Regions from separate parts of the Homo sapiens genome. Here all the other regions are linked to region 1. Evidence: chromatin loops called from intact Hi-C (ENCODE). Cell type or tissue: PC-9. All regions are shown on one strand.

The links. Hi-C counts contacts between places; a loop is a spot of excess contacts. Peaks named below come from ENCODE experiments on the same cell type or tissue, not always from the same donor. Only the 100,000 strongest peaks of a DNase experiment are listed, where the experiment ranks them.
Region 2: a loop joins it to region 1, with 6 times the contacts of the local background. A loop is called at or near these places in 5 of 110 quality-filtered maps.
Region 3: a loop joins it to region 1, with 6 times the contacts of the local background. A loop is called at or near these places in 3 of 110 quality-filtered maps.
Region 4: a loop joins it to region 1, with 5 times the contacts of the local background. A loop is called at or near these places in 106 of 110 quality-filtered maps.
Region 5: it touches region 1 in a loop (5-fold over the local background); 3 of 110 quality-filtered maps call a loop at or near these places.
Region 6: a loop joins it to region 1, with 10 times the contacts of the local background. A loop is called at or near these places in 42 of 110 quality-filtered maps.

The regions. Positions count from the first base shown.
Region 1 is chr14:104,970,651-104,974,650 of GRCh38, reverse strand. The region is part of intron 1 of AHNAK2 (AHNAK nucleoprotein 2); the gene reads left to right. Among named protein-coding and RNA genes, the nearest start is that of AHNAK2, 5.7 kb to the left of the region's middle. In PC-9, CTCF peaks have their summits at 1,572 and 1,775; DNase peaks (open chromatin) are centred at 1,250, 1,920, 2,260 and 3,880; H3K4me3 peaks cover 1,747 bases; H3K27ac peaks cover 4,000 bases.
Region 2 is chr14:105,479,435-105,483,434 of GRCh38, reverse strand. CRIP2 (cysteine rich protein 2) reads right to left here. Exons shown (of 8, transcript NM_001312.4): 7 at 3,942-3,999; 8 at 3,273-3,849. The coding sequence ends at 3,782. Among named protein-coding and RNA genes, the nearest start is that of CRIP1, 5.5 kb to the left of the region's middle. RefSeq lists enhancers at 1,019-1,338, 2,119-2,228, 1,897-2,618 and a silencer at 2,359-2,508. In PC-9, CTCF peaks have their summits at 2,174 and 2,375 (motif pointing left); DNase peaks (open chromatin) are centred at 1,324, 1,944 and 2,434; H3K4me3 peaks cover 699 bases; H3K27ac peaks cover 1,654 bases.
Region 3 is chr14:105,279,965-105,283,964 of GRCh38, reverse strand. All of the region lies in intron 2 of BRF1 (BRF1 general transcription factor IIIB subunit), which reads left to right. Among named protein-coding and RNA genes, the nearest start is that of BRF1, 19 kb to the left of the region's middle. RefSeq lists an enhancer at 397-938. In PC-9, CTCF peaks have their summits at 1,734 and 1,933 (motif pointing right); no DNase peak of the experiment used is centred here.
Region 4 is chr14:105,031,057-105,035,056 of GRCh38, reverse strand. LOC124903398 (a long non-coding RNA gene) reads right to left here and starts at 2,200. Exons shown (of 2, transcript XR_007064368.1): 1 at 1,867-2,200. RefSeq lists an enhancer at 946-1,447. In PC-9, no CTCF peak of the experiment used is centred here; a DNase peak (open chromatin) is centred at 2,476; H3K4me3 peaks cover 568 bases; H3K27ac peaks cover 2,535 bases.
Region 5 is chr14:105,200,892-105,204,891 of GRCh38, reverse strand. No RefSeq gene overlaps it. Among named protein-coding and RNA genes, the nearest start is that of NUDT14, 22 kb to the right of the region's middle. In PC-9, CTCF peaks have their summits at 1,542, 1,742 (motif pointing left), 3,141 and 3,348 (motif pointing left); a DNase peak (open chromatin) is centred at 111.
Region 6 is chr14:105,085,997-105,089,996 of GRCh38, reverse strand. No RefSeq gene overlaps it. Among named protein-coding and RNA genes, the nearest start is that of LINC02298, 6.2 kb to the left of the region's middle. RefSeq lists silencers at 2,111-2,440, 2,951-3,220. In PC-9, a CTCF peak has its summit at 3,013 (motif pointing right); DNase peaks (open chromatin) are centred at 1,626, 1,946 and 2,986; H3K4me3 peaks cover 1,917 bases; H3K27ac peaks cover 2,243 bases.

The sequences.
Region 1 (4,000 bases):
GAGGAAGGATCCACCCATTGTTCAGTCAACAAATGTGAATCCCATTTTTGTGGCCAGTGCAGCCTTAGGGGGCACAGAAGGGCCAGAGAGGGCTCCCTGGAGGACAACTGGCCCAATGGAGACCGGGACTGGTCATGAAAAAGAAGCGGAGGCAAAGCAGCAGGAGCCTGCAGAGGCTGAGGGCGAAGTCAGGGACCTGCAAGTTGTTCAACCCAGTGCATCTGGGACGGGGTGGGGTGAGGATGGAGAGGTGGCAGCGTCAGCTGCTGGAGGGAGGGCTTTGTCCTGAGGGCACCGGGGAGCCCCATAGGTCTTAGGGCAGTTTTGGTGGGAAGGAAGCTGCTCCGTGGGGGATGTGGAGGCCAGGTTAGCTAAGGGAGCTTAGCGGAGGCTTAACTGGACACACAAGGAGGACGGGGCATGCTCCTCTGCTCCCCTCCACCCGCTCTAAGGGTGACGGGATCCCCAGCCACGCTGCGAGCTTGAGGGTGTCTCCACCAGGCCCCACCTGCACTCAGCCTGGGCCTCCAGATTTCCCTTTATTTTTCTTTTTTTGGAAGTCATCGGCTGGCCGGGAGTCAAGGCCTTCCTTGCTCGGATAAATATTTAATAGTCAGAAGCACTTTCTAAAATGGAAACATGGAGCTGAGCCCAGGAGGCAGGGGATGGGGAGGGGCTGGGGCGGGAGGCGGTACTCCCCCATCCCCGCACCCCACAGAGGCCAGGCAGAGGTTTTTGCAGCCACCGCCCTCCCCTCCCCTCCGGCTGCGGGTCCCTGCCCTGCCAGCTCTGCTGCGCACTCGGACCTGCTGACCCAATGTGTGCTTGTGAGGGTGGGAGTGGCATCGGGGCCTCCTCTCTGCAGAGCTCTTGGGAGGGACTCCTTCCTGCAGGGGTGGCGGTGGTGGGAGGCTAGGCAATTGCCCAGGCTGTTCCAGGCAGGAGTCCGGAAAGGGATCTCAAGCCACACCCCTGCCTGGACGCTGCTGAGGGTATAGCCAAGCAGGGGCAGCTGGGGGTACCCGGGATGTGGCAGGGGCAGGACACTTGGGGGACCCTTACTGGGCTATGTCCGTGTGAGCCCTGCCGGCTGGAGGGGCTGTCAGGTGATGGCGCCTGGGTGGGCAGGAGGCCCCATGACTCACCCCCACCAGGTGGAATTAAGGCCCCTTTGTTTAGGGCCACAGCCTTCGGTCCTCGCCCTGCTCCTGCTGCTTGGCAGGCCTGGCTCCTGGGTGAGCCAGCACCGCGGGCTCCTTGGTGACACACGCCCTGAGAATGCCGAGCTTCACGCCTTGGCCTCCTCCCGGCTGATTCACCATCCGCTGCCCTCAGCCCTCCCTGGCCCCCGCCAGCAGCCGAGTTCCCATGGCGACTCCTAGCTGGTCCTGGGTCCTAGCAGCTCTGAGCCAGGACTAGCTGTTCAGTGCGCATCACGGGACATGCCGGATGGCCTAGGTCTCAGGGTCTGTGATGTGGTGGCTTAGCAGAGCCCCTGCTTGCCGTCCCTCCAGCTGATCAGACACCTGCCTGACCACTGAGTCCCACCACGTGGTGCCAGGGGTCCGGTAGGTGGGGCCCCCGGGAACTGAGGCAGGTGAGCAAGGCCCTGCCCAGCACCCGCCTGCTGGTGGTCAAGTGTGCCTCTCTTGGGACTGGGTAGCAACAGGGGCAGGTGTGAAGCATGGCTCTCCAGCTCTTACCCTTCCCAGTAAGTGGCCCCCTGAGCCAGAGCCCAGGGCCTCCAGCCTGACCCCATCCCTTGCTGTGTGTCTGCACCGTGCTGTGGGCACCCACCGCCAGGGGCTCTGGAGCCGAGGGCTCGGTTCTGAGTGCCTGGCGGGGGAGCAAGTCCAGGATCTGAGCTGGGAGGGTGCCCCAGGCAGAGCCAGTGGCACGTGCTTAGAGTCTGGAGAGGGCCTGGGGCAGGGTGTGGTGCGTTCCCATGGCTGTCCGCGTTGGGGAGGGTGCACCAGGAGGAGATCTCCGTCATGTGTTCCAGGGCTTGGCGGACCACACTGGCCGCACTGCAGCGAGGGTCTGGGAAGGGCTTGCGTGGCCAGCGCTGTGGCCAGCTGTGCAGGGCACCTCCCTCTGGCTGCTGTGAGGTGGGCGTAGCTGGGGTGGGGGCCCCAGCAAAGGCTCTTGCGGGGGTCAGTGCTGTGTCTGGCATGACGGCCCCGCTCTGTGCCAGCGTCTCCTTCCTGTCCCACTCCAGCAGGCTGGGCCTCTGGGTACGGCGCTGACTCAGCCAGCCCTGCCCTGCCTGGCTGAGTGTGGGTGTCAGGTGGTAAACAGTAAACAGCGTTCCCAGGTGAGAGCTGTCTGGGAGTGTCCCTGGAGCAGACGTGGCCAGCTTTCCTGCCTCCGTGTAAATAGAGTCGTTTTCTATCTTTGTGACCGTTAGGTTTTTGTGTCAGCCTTTTTAGGGTATTGCAATGGGGGGAGGCCCAGAAGGGGCCTGGAATCAGGTCCCCACCTTTCAGGCCTGAGGAGCCCCTGAGGCCTCTCCCACCCCATTTGCCGGCAAGTGCCCCTGCCCTGGGGCTGGGACAGAGCCTTCCCTGCCCTTGAAGTCCTCTGGCCTACTTGAGGACCCCTTCTCTGTGTGCCCACCTCAGGCCACCCTGGCATCCCGTGGCGGGGGCAGCCCTCTCAGCTGCACCTTCCCACCTCTTCCCATGCCGTTGGGGCCTGGTGCAGGTGCAAGCCGTTCCATCGCTGACCTCCCAGGCTGGGTCTGACCCCTCGCTGCCCCTAAGGCCTGGGCTGGGCCTCGGCTGTGTGGGCCTGCTCCAGACTGCCTGTTGGAGGCACGTCCACACCCAGGCTATGGGCACAGGGCTGGCACACTGGGATCCCAGGGGGGCTACACGTAGCACAGCTGGTTGAGTCCTGCTGGAGCCTCCTGGCTGCCCAGAGCAAAGAGGAGTGGGGGCTAAGGGCCCAGGGTGCAGCAGGGTGAGGTGACCAGGAGGTGGGCCAGGCAGCTGGAGCTCTGGATAGTGGGGGACTTGGGGTCATGGGACTCAGGTGTTTCTCAGCCACCACTTGTATTGAAATGACGGGGAAGGATGGGAGGCTTGTTAAAAAAAAAAGCTAGGCCAGTGCGGAGGCTCACACCTGTAATCCCAGCAGTTTGGGAGGCTGAGGCAGAAGGATCACTTGAGCCTAGGAGTTTGAGACTAGCCAGGGCAACACAGGGAGACCTTGTCTCTACAAAAAATTTAAAAATTAGCCAGGCGTGCTGGTGTGTGCCTGCAGCCCCAGCCACTTGGGAGGCCAAGGCGGGAGGATCACCTGAGCCCATGCGTATGAGATCAGCCTGGACAATATGGTAGGATCCTATCTCTACAAAAAATTTTTAAAATTAGCCAGGTGTGGTGGCGTCACCTGGAGCCCCAGCCACTTGAGAGGCTGACACGGGAGGATGGTTTGAGTCCAGGAGTTTGAGGCTGCAGTGAGCCATGATCGCACCACTGCACTCCAACCTGGGTGAGAGAGAGACCCTGTTTCAAAAAATGCTGCTTCCTGAGCCCCACCGCACCCTGCTTACCAGATACCCTGGTGCTTCGAGGTGTGGTGGCCGCTGTGAGTTTGGGCTGAGCGGGCTGAAGGGAGGCCAGGGTCGGCTGCCCTGGGGGCTCAGGCAGGTGGCAGATGACCAGGCCCCAAGGTCACTGGCCCAGTGACCATGGGGGCAGGCCCTTAGGCTATGCCTCTCCTCCCTTCTGGGCCAGCCTCTGTCCTGGCCCCCATAGGGAAACTGAGACACAGGGTTTGTGCAGAGCCTGCCTAGGAGGGACCTGCCTCAGGCCTGTGTCTGTCCACACAGCAGGACCTGGCGCACACTAAGGCACTCACCAGACTGGGCTGGCTGTGTGACTCAGAGCGGTCTGTTCCTCTGCAGTCAGCTGCTCAGGCTGGGGGTGGGCACTCAGGGTGGGGTCCCCAGCTCCAAGAAGCTGAGTGAGTGTTGGGGGCTGGCCAGGCTCCTGGC
Region 2 (4,000 bases), 510 kb before region 1:
TGGCCGTGCTGGGCTCAGTGGCCATTCCTGCCCTGGGCAGACCTGGCATGGGGCTGGCATGGGACAGGCTTACCAGACAGGCACCTCCTGTCCTCCAGGCCTCACCTCCAGCCCCGAGCAGGTGGGAAGGCTGCGCAGTTCCTCCTCTCCCAGAGCAGACGTGGCAAGGTGTGGAAAGAGGGAAGAAGGGGGCTCCCTCAGCCAGCCCTGCCCCCAGCGGGGCTGCACCCCTGCCTGGCTTCCACAGACTGGCCAGATGGGGTGCCCCTGACCTCCCTCCCCTCTCTTGAGGCTGGGCCTAGTACCCAGCATCCTACAGCCATAGCCCAGGAATTCCAGAGGCTGGAATTCCAGCCTCCCCGCCTGGCAGCTGGACCCCACATCCCCACCGGAAGCCCATCAGGCGCTGGGAAAAGTGCTGCCCATACCTGGCCGTCCTGGTCCTCCAGCCTGCCCTTGCCTGTGCCCAGCCCTCCACGGTCCAGAGCTAGGGGCCCACGGCACTGGGTGATTTCCTCACATCCACCTCTCAGGCTACCGCCGGCCCCCAATAAGCTGGACCCAGGGCCGGGAGGGAGGTGTGCCCCACCAAGTCCTGTGGAGGGTCAGGGTCAGGGGCGCTAGTCCCAGCTGTGTGGAGTCCGAAGGGGTCCAGGAATTAGGGAAGACCCTGGGAGCAGGGGTACCCAGGGCCGATGCTGCGGTCACTGGCTGGGCAGGGCCTGGAGGAAGGGTGCTGGGGGTCCCGGGCAGGGGCCAGAAGAAGTGGAGACAGGGGTAGCTGCAGGCTGAGCTGGCCCCACAAAGATGCCTGGCTGGGGGCACCAGTGAGGGCCCCACCAGCCCAGGTTGGAGTGGGGGATACCTTGGAGGGACCTGGCCAGGAGACACGGGAAGACTGGACAGTGGGGGTACAGACGGGGAGCGGCACAGCTCGGTTCAACAGAGCGCCGGGGTGTGAGCTTAGCCCCATGGGGCACCAGGGCCTTGTGGATCCCTGGACTTGGTTCCCAGGGGTTCTGAAGGGGAGGGATGGAGCAGATAGCATTTCAGAGCCGCCTCACTGGCCAGGCATAGGTCCAAGTAGAAGAGAGTGAAGGTTGAGGGCAGAGCAGCCCCCAAGGCAGGGACAGAGAAGCAGGCACGCCCAAAGGCAGAAGAGCCCATTCCAGATTCCCCTCCCTTTTAGGGGATATCTGGGTCTGTGGGCACCCAAGGGAGCACCTGGCTGGCAGGCGGCTGGGAGGGCATAGCTTCCTGGAGCTGGAGACACCAAGCGAGCCCTGTTAGTGCCGTGGGCACCCAGCCAACCCCAGCAACACCGCCTAGCGACGCAGTCCAGACAAACAGTAGCAACAACCGCCCCGGTTTCCATGACAATGACTTGGAAACAAACACGGCAGGCAGGCGTCATCCTCAAACCGGCCCCGCAGGAAATGGTCCTGCCCCAGCCAGACCTGGGGTCGGGGGTGCTGCTGTCCCTGGCGGGGTCAGGGGCTGATCTCTGGAGGAGACCCCTTACCCACATCATCCCCGCAACCGACCCTGGAAGGTCTTCTGGCACACAAATCCCCCACCGCCGCCCAGGTTTTAGAGAAGGGCACACCACCCACCACTCTCCTCACGACATAGTTTCCACTGGAGGCTCCCAAGGGAGGGGGGTCCAGCTGAGCCCTCCAGTCCCCCCCCCGCCCCCCGCCCCGCCAAGCTGAAAGCAGGAATTTCCCATGCAACCCTGGGAGCCCGCAGCAAGGGCGGAGACGGGCACTCCGGAAATTCTCAGTTCTCCCGAAACAACCCCCCAACACACACAAGGAAGCCTGGGCCTGGCAGGAGGGGATGAGAAGGGGAACCATCCCAGCCTCTCCTGTGAGCAGGGGTCTGGAACCTGCCTGATCCTCCCCTCTGCCTGGGGTTGGGGACTGGCCGTCCCTTCCGCAACGTCAGGCCCCGGGGGTTTTGGCTGAATTCCAGGTGGGAGGAGACCGCACTGGGTGCCTGGCTGGAGGGCAGCTGTGGTACGGCTGGACCCCGGAGCCAGCCCAGGCCCCGCCAGGACATGGATGGCTGCTCTCGGGACAATGGGCTCAGCATCCAGGCTCAGCTCCGTCTGAGCCCATGGGCTGGAGGGTGGCCAGGCAGGGAGCTGTGCCAACGGCTGGGAGCAGGGAAGAGGCGTAAAGCCCCGGCCACCCTGTAGCACTGGGGACAGGGGCCTGGAGGTGGCCAGGTCTGAGTGCCCCTCACTGAAGGAAGGGCCAAGGCAACTTCGGTGTGGTGCCAGGAGCAGAGGAGCATAAACCAAGGTGGGAAGTCCAGATGGCGCCAGGACAGGGCTCAGCCACTGGGGAAGGTCTCCACGTTTCTGCTCTGTGCTGCCAGAATGGGACAGTGCGCCCTCTAGTGGGCACCCGAGGAGTGGCGCACAGCAAAGGCGGGGCGCGGGGGAGGGGAGAGCTCCTTGGAGCCGCCAGCGCCCCTGGCTGAAAGGGCAGAGCCTGGACCATGAAGACGCCAGGGGCGAGTCGGTCATCACTAAAACCTTCACCAGAACACTTGGGCAGGGATTCTGTCCCTGGGCCACACCCAAGGCAGGCCTGTCCACAAAAGCCTGTCCATCACCCTATGGACAAAAGCTGGAAACAGCCACGCTGAGCCTCTCCAGTCCTTGCTCTGACCAGAGCCCCCAAACCCTCCTGCGCATCCCAGTCCAGTCTGGGGCTGCCAGAGACCTCTGTCCCACCCGACCTTCGCCGGCTTCCCCATTCTCTGCCCAGGACCCCTCCTCTGGTCCCCGGCCCCCTTCCCTCCTCAGCCACACTCTGCTCTCAGGGCGGACCCCTCCTGCGCTTGCCAGGGTCCACACACCCAGGCAGCTCCGGGTTCTCAGGCCTGCTGTTGGTATTTTCAGGGTTCTAGGTTCAACTTTTCTCCAAGGCTCTGTCCTCCATGGACCCCACCCTCACCTGACCCTGGCCAGGACCCTGGCCCCGGAATGCCTCCCACCTTCCTTACCTCCCCACAGCCTGGCGTTCTTACTGCCTCCCCATCTGGGTGGGCACCACCACCCAAACCGGAGACCACGCTCCCCGCCCCCATCCCTCCCTCCTGCTCAGAAACATCCCAGGGCCCCACCTCCCACTATGACCCCCAGGAGAAGAGCCCACCCCCACTAGCAGCCAGGCCCAGGGGTGTTGGCTGGGAGCACGCATGGACCGGAGAAAGGGACCCTGGTCTGGGATTTGCATCCATCCCACAAGCAGAGACAATCCTGCAATCCTCAAACCGTTTATTGACAGCACAAGGCTCAACAGCAGGTGAGCCACGTGAGGGTGGCGAGCGCTTGCGAGGCAGTGTGGGCACCAGGCAGGGGATCCCGGAGGGAAGCCCTCTGCCAGGGACATGGTGAGGGCGTGGCCATCACCCACGAAGGGAGCATAAATAACACTGGCAGGTGGGTGGGCAGCAGGAGAGGGAGAGCGGACAGCGCCACGGGGACACGCAGGGTCGGCGGGAAAATGCTGGGACAGGGTCACACGGGGATTCGGACACGCAGACACAGAAGGGATCATGGGACGCCCAGAGGATGCCAGAGGGGGCAGACACACCAGAGACTCGGGGATGGGCATGGTGCTCTGCCCGTGGCTGCCCCTCCTCCAATACTCGCCCTGGGCTTGCAGGCAGGACTGGGCGGCTGAGCACTCTCCCAGCAGAGCCAAGCAGGGGGGCCCCTGCAGGGTCTGGGGCGCAGGTGAGCCCACATCATGAGAGCCGCTGTAGCCTAGGGCTGGACCTTGCCTTCGGGGTCCCGGTCATAGATGTAGCTGCCCACCGCACCGGTGTTCACTCCTGTGGAGGGAGGCCGCTGGGGTGGGTCGGGGGAACAGTGGAGGGAAGGGGAGGGCAGGGAAGACATCGTGGACCACCCTGGCTACACTCACCCTTGGGTCCGAAGAGGATTCCATAGCAGGGCTTGTGGCAGTAGGGCTGGCCGTCGTGC
Region 3 (4,000 bases), 310 kb before region 1:
GCACACACGTTTACAGTTCCTCCAGGTGGGGGCTGGGGCTGCGCTGCCCAGGGGCCCTCCTGACCTCAGGCTGCCTGGGTTGGGGCCCAGCTCTGCCCATTGCTTGTGGTGCCACTAGGCTATCTCCTTTTTTTCTTCTACTGACTTCAAGATTTTCTCCATGTGAAGAGCTTTGTTCTCCACAGAGAATGTAGTCTGTATTTTCCCAAAAACTCGCGGTATCTTTACTAGAGTTGGTCGTGCCTCAGACCTATACAAATTGCAAAGAGTAGTGTCGGTGCAGACGCGTGCATTGCAATAGGATTGGAAACCAACAACAGAGAAAGAGAAATGGCTCATCTTACCTTTTCAAAAGCCTTTTAAATACCTTTGGTTCAAGAAAGAAATGAAAATTGGAACATACATGCTCCCTAATTAGGGGTGAGTGTCAGTGAAGGTTGTGACCTGCAGGCCCAGGAGGCCCCGTGGACCCCACTCACTGTGTGGGGGAAGCTGCGGGGCCCCCACCCCTCTTGAGTCTTACTGGGGATGGGTGGTTCTGGGGGACCCTATGCTGATCTTTGTACCTGGGTTCCCACCTGAGGTTCTGCAGCTGCAGCCTGGGTACCTGCAGCATCAGGGGCCATGCCCTGCTGCCCACTCAGTGAGCTCTCCCACCCGCCTGCCCCGGGCCAGGCACCGCTCCTGCCTGGGTGGGGTGTGGGGCTGAGGGAGGCCATTGGTCCAGCCCCTGTCCTGTTTCCTGCTGACTTTTCGCCGGAGTCGTCCCTTTTGCTGCCAGTCAGGCCCCCTGCTGTGGCAGTGATGTCCTCCTCTGCCTTGGCTGGCTGGGCCCGCCGTACCTCCTTGCTGTCGAGTGTCCTGGGAGCATGTCTGTGAGGCAGATCCTAACGTATTTTTCAAATACTTCTGGAGACACAAGAGGGGATTTTGGCCCATTATAACTGGCACATTTCTGATGCTTTGGGCTCTTCCTGCCTCTTATTTTGTATTTCGTATTTATCTTACCTTTTGTTTGTTTGTTTGTTTTTTGAGATGGAGTCTCGCTCTGTCACCCAGGCTGGAGTGCAGTGGCGCGATCTGGGCTCACTGCAACCTCCGCCTCCTGGGTTCAAGCTACTCTCCTGCCTCAGCCTCCCGAGTAGCTGGAGTTACAAGTGCCCACCATCACGCCCGGCTAATTTTTGTATTTTTAGTAGAGACGTGGTTTTGCCATGTTGGCCAGGCTTATCTCGAACTCCTGACCTCAGGTGATCCACCCGCCTTGGCCTCCCAAAGTGCTTGAATTAGAGGTGTGAGCCACTACACCTGGCTGTATTTATCTTACTTTTAAAAAACCCTTTATTTTGATTGATTGATTTATCATGGGTTATGTTTGTTTAAATTTTGTTTATTCTCCTTTGTTCTCCCCATACCGCCTTGGTTGAAGTTTTCATATCAGCCCTGGTCCCGCTGCAAGCTTGGCCCACGGCCTCCACTCCCGCCCGCCACCCAGCCTGCCAGGTTTGGTGGAAATCTGTGAATGTAGCTTCCGACTGTTACTGTTTTGGTGAAGTCTTGATTGCCTTTCTTAGAAAACTGCAAAGATGGAAATAAACTCACGGGCCACCCTTCCTGCCCGCAGCGACAGTCATGTTCTGCGAGGACTCTGTCTCCTCTGCTTGCCTCCGTGCACCCTGCGAGGTCACAGGCCCCTCCTTTGGTTTGCTGGGGACACGCTGAGACTGTATTTAGAGAAAGGGTCTGGGAGAGAGAAACTCCTGCCCCTTCCCCCTGGGATGGTTGCCAAGGGGTTGAGACAGGCACCCCATGGAATGTGGGGAGCATCTGCTCCGGGTCCACCAGCAAGAGACGTTGAATGCCAGTGTGTTTTGATCTCTGTTTTTAAAATCTCAGGCCTTTTGGGATGATTTCTTTGATGTTCTGAAGCGACGGTTCTGAAATGCCGCTAGGTGGGGCTCTCTTCATTGACCTGATGAGCCTTTCGTTTGGGACGCGTTTCTCAGGGAAATTCTTTTTCTGTTCTCTTGGTCTGTTTTTCCTAGTATAGCACGCATAGTAAAGTGCATGAAATGTGCTGACCTTCCATGAACCACCTGACAAATCCACATGAGTCAGGCCTGCAGCAGCTCAGAAAGCACCTGCTGCCCACTGGCTTCACTTGGTTTTCTGCTTCATACAGTGGGAATCATATAGAAAGGAATTTAAAAAAAAAAAAAAGACTTGTAATTTTTAGAGCATTTTAGGTTCACAGCAAAATGGATCGGCAGAGAGTTCCTGTAGACTCTGAGCACCTCCCACCACACAGCTTCCCCTGACCCCGTCAGTGCCCCCCTCCACTGTGGTGCACGAGCTGCAGTCAGCCGCCCCACATCGACTCATCAGGATCACGCAGGCTCTGTCCACACACCCGGGCTCAGGATCACGCAGGCTCTGTCCACACACCCGGGCTCAGGGTCACGCAGGCTGTATCCGCACACCTGGGCTCAGGGTCACGCAGGCTGTATCCACACACCCGGGCTCAGGATCACACGGCCTCCACCTCACACCTGGGCTCAGGATCACGCAGCCTGTATCCACACACCCGGGCTCAGGGTCACACAGGCTGTATCCGCACACCTGGGCTCAGGATCACGCAGGCTGTATCCACACACCCGGGCTCAGGATCACACAGGCTGTATCCACACACCCGGGCTCAGGGTCACGCAGGCTGTATCCACACACCCGGGCTCAGGATCACGCAGGCTGTATCCACACACCCGGGCTCAGGATCACACGGCCTCCACCTGCACACCTGGGCTCAGGATCACGCAGCCTGTATCCACACACCCGGGCTCAGGGTCACGCAGGCTGTATCCACACACCTGGGCTCAGGGTCACGCAGGCTGTATCCGCACACCTGGGCTCAGGGTCACGCAGGCTGTATCCACACACCTGGGCTCAGGGTCACGCAGGCTGTATCCACACACCCGGGCTCAGGGTCACGCAGGCTCTGTCCACACACCTGGGCTCAGGGTCACGCAGGCTCTGTCCACACACCTGGGCTCAGGGTCACGCAGGCTGTATCCGCACACCTGGGCTCAGGGTCACGTGGGCTGTATCCACACACCCGGGCTCAGGGTCATGCAGCCTCCACCTGCACACCTGGGCTCAAGATTATGCAGCCTCCACCTGCACACCCAGGCTCAGGGTCACGTGGGCTATATCCGCACACCCGGGCTCAGGGTCACGCGGGCTGTATCCGCACACCCGGACTCAGGATCACGCAGCCTTCACCGCACAGCCGGGCTCAGGATCATGCAGCCTCCACCTGCACACGCAGGCTCAGGATCACACAGCCTCCACCTGCACACGCGGGCTCAGGATCATGCAGCCTCCACCTGCGCACGCGGGCTCAGGATCATTCAGGCTGTATCTGCACACCTGGGCTCAGGATCACGCAGCTTCCACCACACACCCAGGCTCACGCTGGGCGGTGCGTGTTCTATGGGTTTAGATGAATGCGTAGTGACGGGTAACCACTGTTACAGTTTCATACAGAGTGCTTTCAGAGTCCTAAAGATCCCCTGAGCTCCACCCATTCATCCCTCCTTCCCCAGCCTCCAGCAACCATTGATCTTTTCACCGGCGCTTGGTCATGTGGTCGTAGAGCTGGAGTTGCACACTGTGCATCCTTTCTCTGTGCAGCCTGTCACTCAGCCATGGGCATTTAACTGTCCTCCAGGTCTCTGCACAGCCTGTGGCCTCTTTCTCTTTAGTGGTGAGTAATATTCCACCGCCTAGGTGCGCCACAGTTGATTTATCCTTTCACCTGCTTGCTGAAGGGAATCTGGGCTTGGGCGATTATGAGTGAAGCTGCTGTAAACGTCACGTGCAGGTTTTTCTGAGTGATTGCTGGGTGGTGTGGTGAGAGTATGCTGAGTTTTGTAAGAAACTGCCAAACCCTTTTCCAAAGCACCTGAGCCATTTTGTGCTCCCAGCAGCAAGGAAGGAGAGCTCC
Region 4 (4,000 bases), 60 kb before region 1:
CCCAGTACTTTGGGAGGCCAAGGCAGGCATATGACCTGAAGTCAGGAGTTCAAGACCAGCTTTGCCAACATGGTGAAACTCCGTTTCTACTAAAAAATACAAAAATTAGCCTGGGCATGGTGGCGGGTGCCTGTAATCCCAGCTACTCAGGAGGCTAAGGTAGGAGAATCACTTGAAACCAACAGGTGGAGGTTGCGGTGAGCCGAGATGGTGCCATAGCACAACAGCCTGGGTGACAGAGCGAGACTGTCTCAAAACAAAAGAAAAAACAAAAAAAACCCACTTAGGAACTTGACAGTTGCAGGCCGACCCTCAGGCGCTGCATTTTCCTTGACGTAATTGTGCACAGAAAGACCATATTTCCATTTTATACAAACACTTGCAAACAGAGGCATCATAAAACCAAACGGGGGCCCAAGAGGCGTTGCTTTCCTTGGCTTTCCTCATTCTTAGATGATTTGTTTCCCACATTTTTTTCTCAAAAGGAGGAAGTGACCTGTGGCCTAGCAAGTGTCATGGGTCAAACTGTGCTGGTTGCGGGTGGGACTTCACAGTGTCACCACGAGTCATTGCTGCCCTCTCACGTGTCTCAATTTCTCTCTCCGGAGGTCTAAGTGTCTCAATTTCTCTCTCAGGACGTCTAAGTACCTCCAGAAGGGCTCAAAGTGCGGAGTGAGCCACTCTTACATGCGCTTCCTGGACAACCTTTTAAACTAATTTTGTTGGGGGTTTCCTGTAGGACCGTCGCACATCGCAGCGGGTCAACCCCCCGGACACTCCTGCTTGGCCCCCATTCACCCAGGAGCACCTTTCCACTGGGAAAAGCAAAATGTCCTTTCTTTTTGGAGCTGAGGAAACTCAATCTCTCATTTACCTATGAAAACAACAGTTGAGTTCCTCATGCAAATGTGCATACAAGGCAATGGAGAAGACCCTTTAAAATGCACCTCCGAACTAGAATTAGGATCCTAAACAACAACTTCCCAGGGGGAAAAAATCCCAGCCAAGACCACTTCCTATAAACTGTCCTCAGCCACCCCTAACTTTGTAGCTCTCGCCCACCATGATTATAAACGCCAAGCTCAAATCCTCTCATAGCGCAAGGTCATCTCTGGTACCCCCACAAAGCCAAAGAATACAGGTAATGTAGCAGGAGCCAGAGCCTTAGACCCAGAAGGACCTGTCCATGACTCTTGAAACGCCACCAAGAAAACAGAACACCCCAAAAGGGGTGAGTGGTGCCATTGTTCTGAGTTCTTTACAGGATTTGAGTCATTAGACACCTCTAGATTTTTTTCTTGGTACTGAAGTTGGTGAAGGGGAAGGAGGAACAGGGTGGAAGAAAAGTAAGACAGGAAGCAAACATGGAAACCGAGAGCGCGACCGGGAGCGAACGCGGAAACCGAGAGCGCGACGGGGAGCGAACGCGGAAACCGAGAGCGCGACCGGGAGCGAACGCGGAAACCGAGAGCCTGACGGGGAGCGAACGCGGAAACCGAGAGCCTGACGGGGAGCGAACGCGGAAACCGAGAGCCTGACGGGGAGCGAACGCGGAAACCGAGAGCGCGACGGGGAGCGAACGCGGAAACCGAGAGTATGGTTTTGTTTTGGTTTTCTCTTTTGCATCTGTGAGGAATTTTAGGTAATTCAGAAAGTCCTTGTTCCCCATAATTTGGAATTCTCATTCGGATTTGACCAAGGCAGGTAGAGTGGGTCAAATCTAATGGGAGAAAGACCGGAAAACATTTTTTTAAAAAAGATCCCAACAATATGATTACTGAGCACTCTAATGGTAAAGAGAAACTGAGACCAGCTGGTTGTTAATCATAACTTTAGCCAAGACGAAAACCCAATTAAGCTACTTACCTAGGAATGGGTCTCAGGCTGAAGACTGCCATCTTCCATTCTAGAAGCAGGGGAAAACTCAAATTTGCCTTCCCTGTTGAAAGCAGGCTCGAACTCCGGAAAGGAGTTATCTGCCTTCCACCGTCATGGAAGCAGGAAAACTTGCCTTCCTTGTTGGAAGCAAGTAAAACTCCAAAAAAAGGAGTTGTGTTACAAGAAAGGGGTCCCGATCAAGACCCCAAGAGAGGGTTCTTAGATCTCGCACAAGAAAGAATCAGGGCGAGTACATAAAGGGAAATAAATGTTGTTAGGAAAGTAAAGGAATAAAAGCATGGCTACTCCGTAGACAGAGCAGGCCTGAGGGCTGCTGATGGCCCGTTTTTATGGTTACTTTTTGATGATATGCTAAACAAGAGTGTATTATTCATGCCTCCCCTTTTTAGACCATATAGGGTAACTTCCTGACGTTACCATGACATTTGTAAACTCTCATGGTGCTGGTGGGAGTGTAGCAGTGAGGATGACCAGAGGTCACTCTTGTGGTCATCTTGGTTTTGGTGGGTTTTAGCTGGCTTCTTGACTGCAACCTGTTTTTAAATCAGCAAGGTCTTTATGACCTGTATCTTGTGCCAACTTCCTAGTCTCATTCTGTGACTTAGAATGCCTTAACCGTCTGGGAATGCAGCCCAGTAGGTTTCAGCCTCATTTTACCCAGCCCCTATTCAAGGTGGAGTTGCTCTGGTTCACACGCCTCTGACAGTTGCACAGAAAAATAAACTGTAGATCTCAACCAAATTTTGGGAGATCTGGGATTCTCTGGAGGGAGGGAAGCTCCCAGTCTTCAGCAAATTGTCCTATTGGTTTGAGCCGTAAAGAAAGCTCAAGCTGGTACCAATCACTGATAGATTTGTTGAAGGTCAGGGTCACCTCCACTCAGAGTCTTTTTTTTTTTTTTTTTTTTTGTGAGACAGAGTCTCGCTCTGTCGCCCAGGCTGGAGTGCAGTGGCGCAATCTTGGCTCACTGCAAGCGCCACCTCCCAGGTTCACGCCATTCTCCTGCCTCAGCCTCCCGAGTAGCTGGGACAACAGGCGCCCGCCACCACGCCCGGCTTATTTTTTTGTATTTTTAATAGAGACGGGATTTCACTGTGTTAGCCAGGATGGTCTCGATCCCCTGACCTCGTGATCCGCCCGTCTCGGCCTCCCAAAGTGCTGGGATTACAGGCGTGACCCACCGCGCCCGGCCTCAGAGTCCTTTCTGTTGGTTACCAAATTGGTAAACCAAAACGTATCTGAGGCTGGGTGCATGGCTCATACCTGTAATCCCAACACTTTGGGAGGCTGAGGCAGGTGGATCACCTGAGGTCAGGAGTTCCAGACCAGCCTGGCCAACATGGTGAAACCCCATTTCTACTGAAAATACAAAAATTACCCGAACATGGTGGTGGGTGCCTGTAGTCCCGGCTACTCAGAAGACTGAGGCAGGAGAATCGTTTCAATGGTCTGGAAAGGTGGGACAATTCAAATCGGGAAGGGGGCTTCTAGGTGATAGGTAAATAAGAGACAAAAGTTTGCATTCTTTTGAGTTTCTGATTAGCCTTTAATTGAATACACAATTTATAGGAATAGTCACTTACGCCTTAGTCCAGCTTAGTGAAACAATAGGGCAAAGAAGCCATCAGCTGTGCGTTTGTCTCACCGGAGCAGAGGGAGGACTCTTGAGTTCTGCGTGTCTTTTGTCCACAAGGAATTTTCTGTGGACAAATTTTGAGGGAAGGACATAGCTTTTTTATGTTTGTAGCTATTTTATTTAGGAATAGGATGGGAGGCAGGTTTGCTGATGGAGTTCCCAGCTTGACTTTTCCCGTTGGCTTAGTGATTTTGGGGTCCTGAGATTTATTTTCCTTTCAGTTTCTGTTATTGCAGCCAATCTGTTGGCTCTGTTACCCAGACTGGAGTGCAGTGGCACTATCTCAGCTTAACTGCAGCCTCGACCTTCTGGGCTCCAGCGATCCTCCCACTTCAGCTTGAGTAGCTGGAACCACAGGCAGGCGACACCATGTGATATAGTTAGGCTTTGTGTCCACAACGAAATCTCATCTTGAATTGTACTCCCCATAATCCCCACGTGTCAAGGGAGAGACCAAGTGGAGGT
Region 5 (4,000 bases), 230 kb before region 1:
CACTCATGCAGCCACAGAGCTTTCCTGGAGTTTCCTGCCCTCTGCCAAGTCCAAGTCACCTTTGCCCGCATGCCAGAGGGGAGGGCAGGGCAGGGGCTGAGGGCCACGTGGGCTGCTGGCTGCTGGCTGCTGGCTGCTGAGCTAGAGTCAGCCAGCCAGAGAGAGGACGGAGCTGGCAGCCTCAGGGGCACACGTGTGCAGGCATGTGACCATCCACAGAGAAATGCATAATGCCCTTACGTACGTGTGCCTGTGCACACCTGTGAGTGCCCTTCCATGCACACCACACCCTCCTACATGGCCGCTATTCATGCACACCCAGTACGCGTGTACACGTACACACATTCATCCGCACACACGTCTGCTCGCACCCATCCCACCACCATGTGCACGGGCTTGAGCGTGTGTACCCAGACCCACACCTGGATGCACAGATGCTGAGGGCCGGGAGCCTCTGGACCAGCTCAGGGTGTCGGGCCCGGTTGGGGCAGACAACTGGCCGCAGTCCACACCCACATGGTGGCTGAGCCCTCGGACACTTGTGGGCCTGTGGGTGATCTTTCTAATTTTTAAATTTCTTTTTGAGATTGAGTCATGCTATGTTGCCCAGGCTGGCCTTAAATCCCTGGGCTCCAGCGATCCTCCTGCCTCGGCCCCCAGAGTAGCTGGAACTGCAGGTGTGAGCCACCGCACCTGGCTGGGGATGCTCATGGTAGTTTCTCCTCACAGGGGCACTGTGACAGGGCCCAGGAGTCACCAGGCCTGCCCCTGCAGCCACTCCCCACAGATGCAGCGGGGAGGGATGGTCTGGGGGCTTGTGTCTGGTAACTCCAGCACCTGATGGTCACCCAGCCCACACCAGTGCTGTGTGACCTGGCACCTGCTCCATCCCTCGGCCACAGAGTGGGGAGTGAGGTGAGCTTCCTGGCAGTTCGGGGAGTGAGGCAGCGCCAGGCTGGGTGAGCACTCCAGCGTGACCCCCCCACTGCCCAGGCCCCTGGAATAGGGGACAGCAGACAGTCCCAGGCTCCCCCAACCCCCAGGTGCCTTCTGTTGCCCACGTCTGCCCCTCTGCCAAACAGGCCCCTGGTCAGCCCAGCCAGGGTGGGTCAGGAATCCTGGGCCTGGGCTGAGCATTACTGGGGCAGCAAGGGACACCTGCAGGGTCTCTCACTGAATGAGAGGTTCTGCGAGGGCAGATGCCGGGCAGCCCCTGAGGATGCCCCCACCCCTCCCTCTGCCTCCTGCTCCCCATCCCCCACCCCTCCCTTCACCTCCCCCCCATCCCCTCCCTCCACCTCCCAGCCCCTCTTTCCACCGTCTGTCCCCCAGTGTCCTCCAAGACACTGACAGAAGCCCTCTTCTAGGCCTGCTGCTGCTCTCTGGTCCTGTTCCAGGTGGGGCAGGGGCTGCTGCATGAGGAGCTGCTGGGCCTGGGGCCAGAAATGGGGGCTCTTTTGTCACTGTCTAGAGTCTGAGTCTGCCACCAGGGACTGCCACCCGCTCCCCTGGTTTGAGGGAGTCGGGCAAAGGAGTGTGGAGCACGCCCTTCCCAGCCCCCACAGCTGGGTGATGGTGGGTGGGGGCCGCCCTGTGGTTCTCCCATGGAGCTTGGAGGTGGTAGCGAGACACAGCAGGCTGACGTGGACCCGCTGAGGGATGGGCACCCGGGATCCAGGCTCCTGCGGGACCGGCCTGCCCAGTGTGTCCGGGAGACTCGGCTGGCCCGCCCCCTGGCGGCCACGGGCGGCACCATCTGGAAGCGGACATTTATGTTCTTGGGACACTTGGCCTTTTCCCGGGTGATGAAGCCCACCTTGCACCCCATCTGGTGAATCCGGAGGCCACGAAGATGCCTTTATGTTCTTAATTGTTGTATCAGGTCTTTGTTGAATCTTGGAGCCCTGCCTGGCTGGTGGCCCCCAACCCCACACAGCAAGGCCTTCTCGCCTTCCTCCTCGGTCCTTCCCTTTCAGGGTCTGAGGACCCCTTGGCCAAGACGGTGGAGACAGGCTCGGAGGAAAAGTAACCCTGAGCCTTGGGGGCTTCAGGAGATTACCTGCCCCTGCAGCATCCCAGTCCCTGTCCCAGTCCTGGCACCAGAGACCTTAGTGGGGCCCTGGACACACCCCAGGCCTGAACATCCCAGCCTCCTCTGCCTGGGGTCTAAGACCTTCACCAGCAAGGTGAACAGACGGCTGGAGGCCTCAGAGTGCAGAGCTCTGCCAGACCCACCTGCCACCTGTGACTCTAGAAAGCCCTCAATCCTGCCTTCCCCTGCAGGACTGGTCCCCAATTTCTGCATCTCCAGGGGCATCCCAGGACCATCTGGGGAAGCAGGGCATGCACACGCCCTGAGGCAGCCCCGCTTCGAGTCCCCTGTCTTGTGTGAGGACAGATGGCCCTTCTCAGGCCTTGAGTGCCAGGACCCTCTGCCCTCTCCAGCCTAGGTGCGCCTGCTCCAGGGCCAACACCCTCCAGGGTCCCTTGGCTGTCCGCCCCCACAGGGCTCAGCCACCCTGCAGATGTACCCTGGCCTCTTGGGAGGCACCGAGGGGGGTCGGTTGCCTCCGTCTCCAGCCTGTACGGAGTCCGGGCCCAGGACTCTGCGTCCTTCCAAGCTCTGATGCTGTGTTGAGCCCACTGCCTGCATGGTTCTGGCCGGCGGCTTCCTGGGCCGTCAGTAACTGTCCCTGCAGCCTGTACTACGTGTCTGGAGGACTGGCAGGTCCCTGGGGAGACCGGGGCCTGGGCTAGGCTGGTAAGAGGTGGCGCCGGGGGCAGGCCCCAAGGCTGCAGTCAGTGCCTGAGGCTGGCCCAGGCCCTTCAAAGGGGCCGTGGGCGGAGGCAAAGAGGAGGTTCTGTGTGGTTTTCCTGCCCGGAGAGGAACCTGGCTCAGGAAGCCATTGTCCCCACACAATGAGCACGGCTGGAACTGTGAAGTCAGGGGCGCTAGGCTGGGGGACCCAACCCTGACCTCAACCCGACTCTGTTCCATCACTGATGCCCCCAGGACTGACACCCCAGCTCACCCTGGACAGGGAGGAGCCACAGCTGGGGTCGGGGCACTCCTGAGCAGTCCGGGGGGCCTCGATTGGGGAAGTGCCCGCAGCTCAGGCCCGCTGACAGGCAGGGAGGGAGCGTTACATGTACCCACTTAACAGCAAAGCTGGGACCACAGAGGCCCAGGAGGCCCTAGCTGGACTGAGATTGGGATAGGAGGCCGGGCAGAAGGCCCAGTCACACCTGCCCAGGGGAGGCAGTGCCCACTCTGCCAGACGATGTGGGGACCCTCCTTTCCTTTGCGGCCGGGGGCCTCTGCACCAGCCCGACTGAGTCATTGCTGCCTCCCTGTGGACAATAACGTTGTCTGCCAGGTACCCGCCTTGGTGGAGCCTGGGAAAATGACCCCAGCCTAACCCGGCCGCCAGCACACCTCGGGGGCTGGCCCCCATGGCTCTGCTCCAGCCTTGACCACCCACCCATTGAGCTGAGTTGGCCGCTGTGGGGGTCCTGGGCGGCAGTGCAGGGCCGGACTGCAGGTGCCACAGAACCTGGCAGGTGGAGGCGGCACTGTGGGCTGAGGCTGAGCTAGGGTCAGCACCTGCAGGCCACAGCCTCGCCTGCCTGGGGTCCAGGAACACACATGCTGGGAGACATGTACCCAGCATGGAGACGATGTTCGAGCTTCTGTCTCTGTGCTCTGCCCCCGCGGCGCCCGGAGGATGGGGAGTGGCTGCCATCCCCACACAGCCCACCCTCCAGGCCTCACCCCTTCGGACTTCCCCTCCCACAAATCCCTGACCGGAGCATTCCCTCCAGCTGCACGTGGGGTTCTGGAAAATGCGTGTTTCTCATGCATTTGTTCATGGATTCACTCAGCAAGCGTGGAGAAAGCCTGACAGCCAAGTGCGTGCGCAGAGTCGGCGAGGATGAAGCAGGGAACCGGGAAGTGCTGCCCACAGGCCAGCGCCCCTGTCCTTGTAGGGGAGATGCGCTT
Region 6 (4,000 bases), 120 kb before region 1:
AGGAACCTGCGGCAGGAGCGACAAGGCTAGGGGTGGGTGGGGGCCCTGGCTCACCCATCCCAGCCCCCCACACCAGGGGAGGGAGCATCCCTGGCCTTCGGGAGCTGTCAGGGCGGAGGCCATACGGGGATGTGGTGGGGTGGGCCAGCCCATGAGACCCCTCTGGGCTCTGGGTCTGGGTGGGAAGTGGTCTGCCTGGTCTCTGGGCCCAGGGTGAAGGGACAGGTCTCAGTTTGTGAGTTTGTGGTCCCCTGCTCCATCTCCTACCCTGCTTCGCGGGCAGTGGGTTCAGGGGGGATCTGGGAAGCGGGCTTGAGCCTGCTCAGGGCGGGGCAGCTGGGCCCCCACTCACCCCAGGGGCTTGCCAGCAACCTGGGCAGGGAGGCTCGTGTGCCCTGGGACTCCTGGTTCTGCAGCGAGTCCCTGCAGACCTGGGTCCCCCAGTGTGTCTGCACGGCAGGACCCCAGCTCCCTGGACTGTCAGTCCTTAAGGCTTCTGCGGAGTCCCCCATCCTGAGTGCCCAGCGCCGTCGGGGTGGGGGGTTCCCTGGGGTTGGCTGACCTGGCTGGCCCTCCTTCCTGGGCTCTGCTGTCACCTGAGCTGGGGGACTTCTTGGCCTGGAGGGTAAGCCGGGGACCATCTGCTCTCAGGGCACAGGCCTGCCCTTGCAGGGCGCTGAACCCACCACAACTCCCTCTAGCCCCCAGATGGCAAAGCACTCCTTGGCAAGGGCTGATCAGGGGAGGGGACAAGCTGGGCCAGCCAAACCTGGGGCGGGGGCCCAGTGTCCCCAGGGACTGGCATCTGAGACCTCCACTGTTTACACAACACCACACCCGAGGAGTGGATTGCCCAGAGTATGCGTGCGCGCACACACTGCTTCCAGCATACACACGATGCACACTTGCATGAGCACAGGGTACACACACATGTTCACACCAGCACTCACACACAGGCACACACCTTCACACGTGGAGGGCACACAGCACACTGCCTTGCATGACATGCACGCCCATTCACACCACTGTGTACAGCTCAGCCTGCCTCGAGCTCCCAGCTGGGTGCCCTCTGAACCTCCAAAACCCACAGCATGATGGAGGACACTGTGCGGGGAGTGGTGGGGGCTGGGGGCTGGTGAGTAGACGTGGCTCTGTGGTGTTGGGGCCTCTGGGCCTCAGTTTACCTTCCATGCAATTGTAACAACCATTTACAAGACACTTTGAATCTCAACGAGCCATTCTGAGATGGCCGTTAGCACCCTTTGCAGAGATGGGGAAACAGGCACAGAGCATTTGGTAATGTGCTCAAGGCCCTGGGGCAGGAGCTGGACAGGGTCTGCCCCGGGCTGTCTCTGGTGGTTGTGGAGTGAGGGGAGTTCACATCTGCCTGGGTCCGGAGCACAGAGGGTACTGCTACCTCCAGGCAGGCTGCCTGGGAGGGGGAGGGACACGGACAGGGCGGGCTCCAGCAGGAGGAACGAGGTGGGTGTGCGCCCCACCCCCGTGGAGGGAGCCTGTCCTCCCCTCGGCCCCGCTGGCTGGGGCCGGCCAAGAGCAGAAGAGGTCACAGGCCGCGGCCGGCTCTCCTGGGAATTCCAGGCGCGTGTGTCAGCGCGCTCGGCTTCGCCCCCGCCCCCAGCCCTCCGCCCGGGCTGGCGGTTTGGCAAAGAGAACTAGATTCCCGAGGGGGCGAGGGGCGGCTCCCAGGGCCTGGGACCGGGTTGGGGACTCAGGAACCCTTCTCCTCCGCCCACTCCTCCACTCCCAGAAGAGAGGTCCTGGCGGGAGCGGGTCCCCTCTCGACCTCCTTCCAGATGGCTCGCCATTTCTCCAGGGAGGGGGCTGAGGGAGGGCTTCATGGGGAGGGGAGCTCTGGGGCCCCGGGTGCTGGCACGTGCACCCGAATTCTCAGCACCTCCCTGCCCTGCCCGCAGGCAGGCTCGGTGAGGTCCCTAAGGTCAGGAATGATGCTTGTTTCTGCGCAAACCTCTGCCCGAGGACGGGCGGTGTCTGGAACCTGGATACGAATTCCAGTTGTGTCTCGACTTTCGAATCTGAAAAGTGGGAACAATAGCATCACCCACCTCGGGGTGATTGTGCAAATAAAAGAGCCAGAGGCGAGGCCAAGGGCGATCTGCCTGGGAAGCGGGCCGGCGCCCCACTAAGGCGCGCGTGCGTGCTGGGACCCAGGAAACCCAGCGCTGGGCCAGCTCTCCCGCCCCCGCCAGCTCGCCCCGCGCCAGCGCCCCAGCCTGCCTGGGCTCGCTCCAGCCTCTGCGGGGGCTCCTCCGGGCCGCGCAGACGCAGCCTCCCCGCCCGCCCCGCCGCTGCTCCGCCAGCGGCCTCGACAGGCCCAGGCGCGCTCCAGCCTGCGGCGGCATGAAGGTGGGCGCGGATGCCGCCGCCGCGAGGCTGCCCGCCTGCCCGGAGCCTGCCCCGCCGGGCGGGAAGGGCCAGGGAGGCTCCTGGCCGGGGGCGGAGATTGAAGGGTACGGTGCGGGCAGGAATGCTCTGGGCTGGGGGTTGGGGAGGCGCGGAGGGGACTGGGTGGTTCCCGGCCTGGGGGGAGGGGACAGGGAACTCGGGACCGAGGGGTGGGGAGCTGTGAGTCTCGGTTCTAGACCAGGGAGGGAACTGGGGAAGAGAATCCTGGGGATCGCTAGGGGAGAGGAGTACTTCTGGACCGCGGAGGCCACGCGAATCCTCCAGGCCCCCAGGGCGGGCTCCCCCGTCCTCCCTGCGCCCGTGGGCGCAGCACGCCCATTTCCCTGCCTGGGAAACAAAGGCCCCAGGTCTGCAGTGCGTCTGATGGCGGGGAGGAGACTGTGGCCGAGGGAGCCGTGTCCGTGGACGGCGTGCTGAGGGTCCCCCGCGCAGAGCTGACTGCACCCAGGAGAGAAGCGGCCCCGAGCGCAGGAGCCGAGGTTGCGGGTAACACCACCTCCGGGCTGCTGTCTCGACCTCTGCTGCTCTCGGCGCACTCCCGGGCGCGGGCGGGGGAACTGGAGGTCGGATGCCCTGGAGCGCGGGCCGGTCGGGCGCAGCGCAGCCGCAGCCACCAGGCGGCAGGGCAGCTCCGGGACCGGCGGGGCTGGGGACGTGGTTGGGGGAGCTGAGAAACACGTCTCAGTTTCTTAGGTCCGCCAGTCTCCTGGCCTGCACAGCCCGTCCCAGGAGCAGCCCGGTGGGGTCGCAAGTGGGGACCCAGGCCCCTGACACCCTCACCTTATCCTGGAGAGACTGTGGCAAGAGGGGAACAGGGAGGCCGCTGTCTCAGAGATATCAGGTGGAAGAAGTTTCTGGTCCCTGTGCCTCACCCTGCACCCTGCCTCTGATGGGCTGTGTGACCTTAAGCAACTTTCTCAGGCTCTTTGTGTCTCAGTTTCTTCTAAGAAAATGGGAGGTGGGCTGGGCGCGGTGGCTCACGCCTGTAATCCCAGCACTTTGGGAAGCCGAGGTGGGCGGATCACCTGAGGTCAGGAGTTCAAGACTGGCCTGGCCAACATGGTGAAACCCGGTCTCTACAAAAATACGAAAATTAGCCGGGCATGATGGCGGGTCCCTGTAGTCCCAGCTACTTGGGAGGCTGAGGCGGGAGAATCATTTGAACCCAGGAGGCAGAGGTTGCAGTGAGCCGAAATTGGGCCATTGCACCCCAGCCTGGGTGACAGAGTGAGACTCCATCTCAAAAAAAAAAAAAAAAAAAAAAAAAGAGAGCGAGAGAGAGAAAGAAGAGAAGATAAAATGGGAGGTGGGACGGTGAGAATTCCCAAGCTGCAGGGAATTGTCCCCCAGAGAAACAGGCTGTGGGAAGCTGGGTCTCTCCGGAGGGGAAGAGGAACTGAGCACCGGCCTGTTAGAGGAGGAGGGGCTGGTGAGCCTGGGACCCTGCAGGTCAGGGCCCAGCCATCGGGTTTGGATCTGGGCAGTGGGAGTGTACCTCCCCCACCAGGGCCTGGCCACCCCCCTAGAGTCCATTTTAGCTCTTGGGGTGCCATTG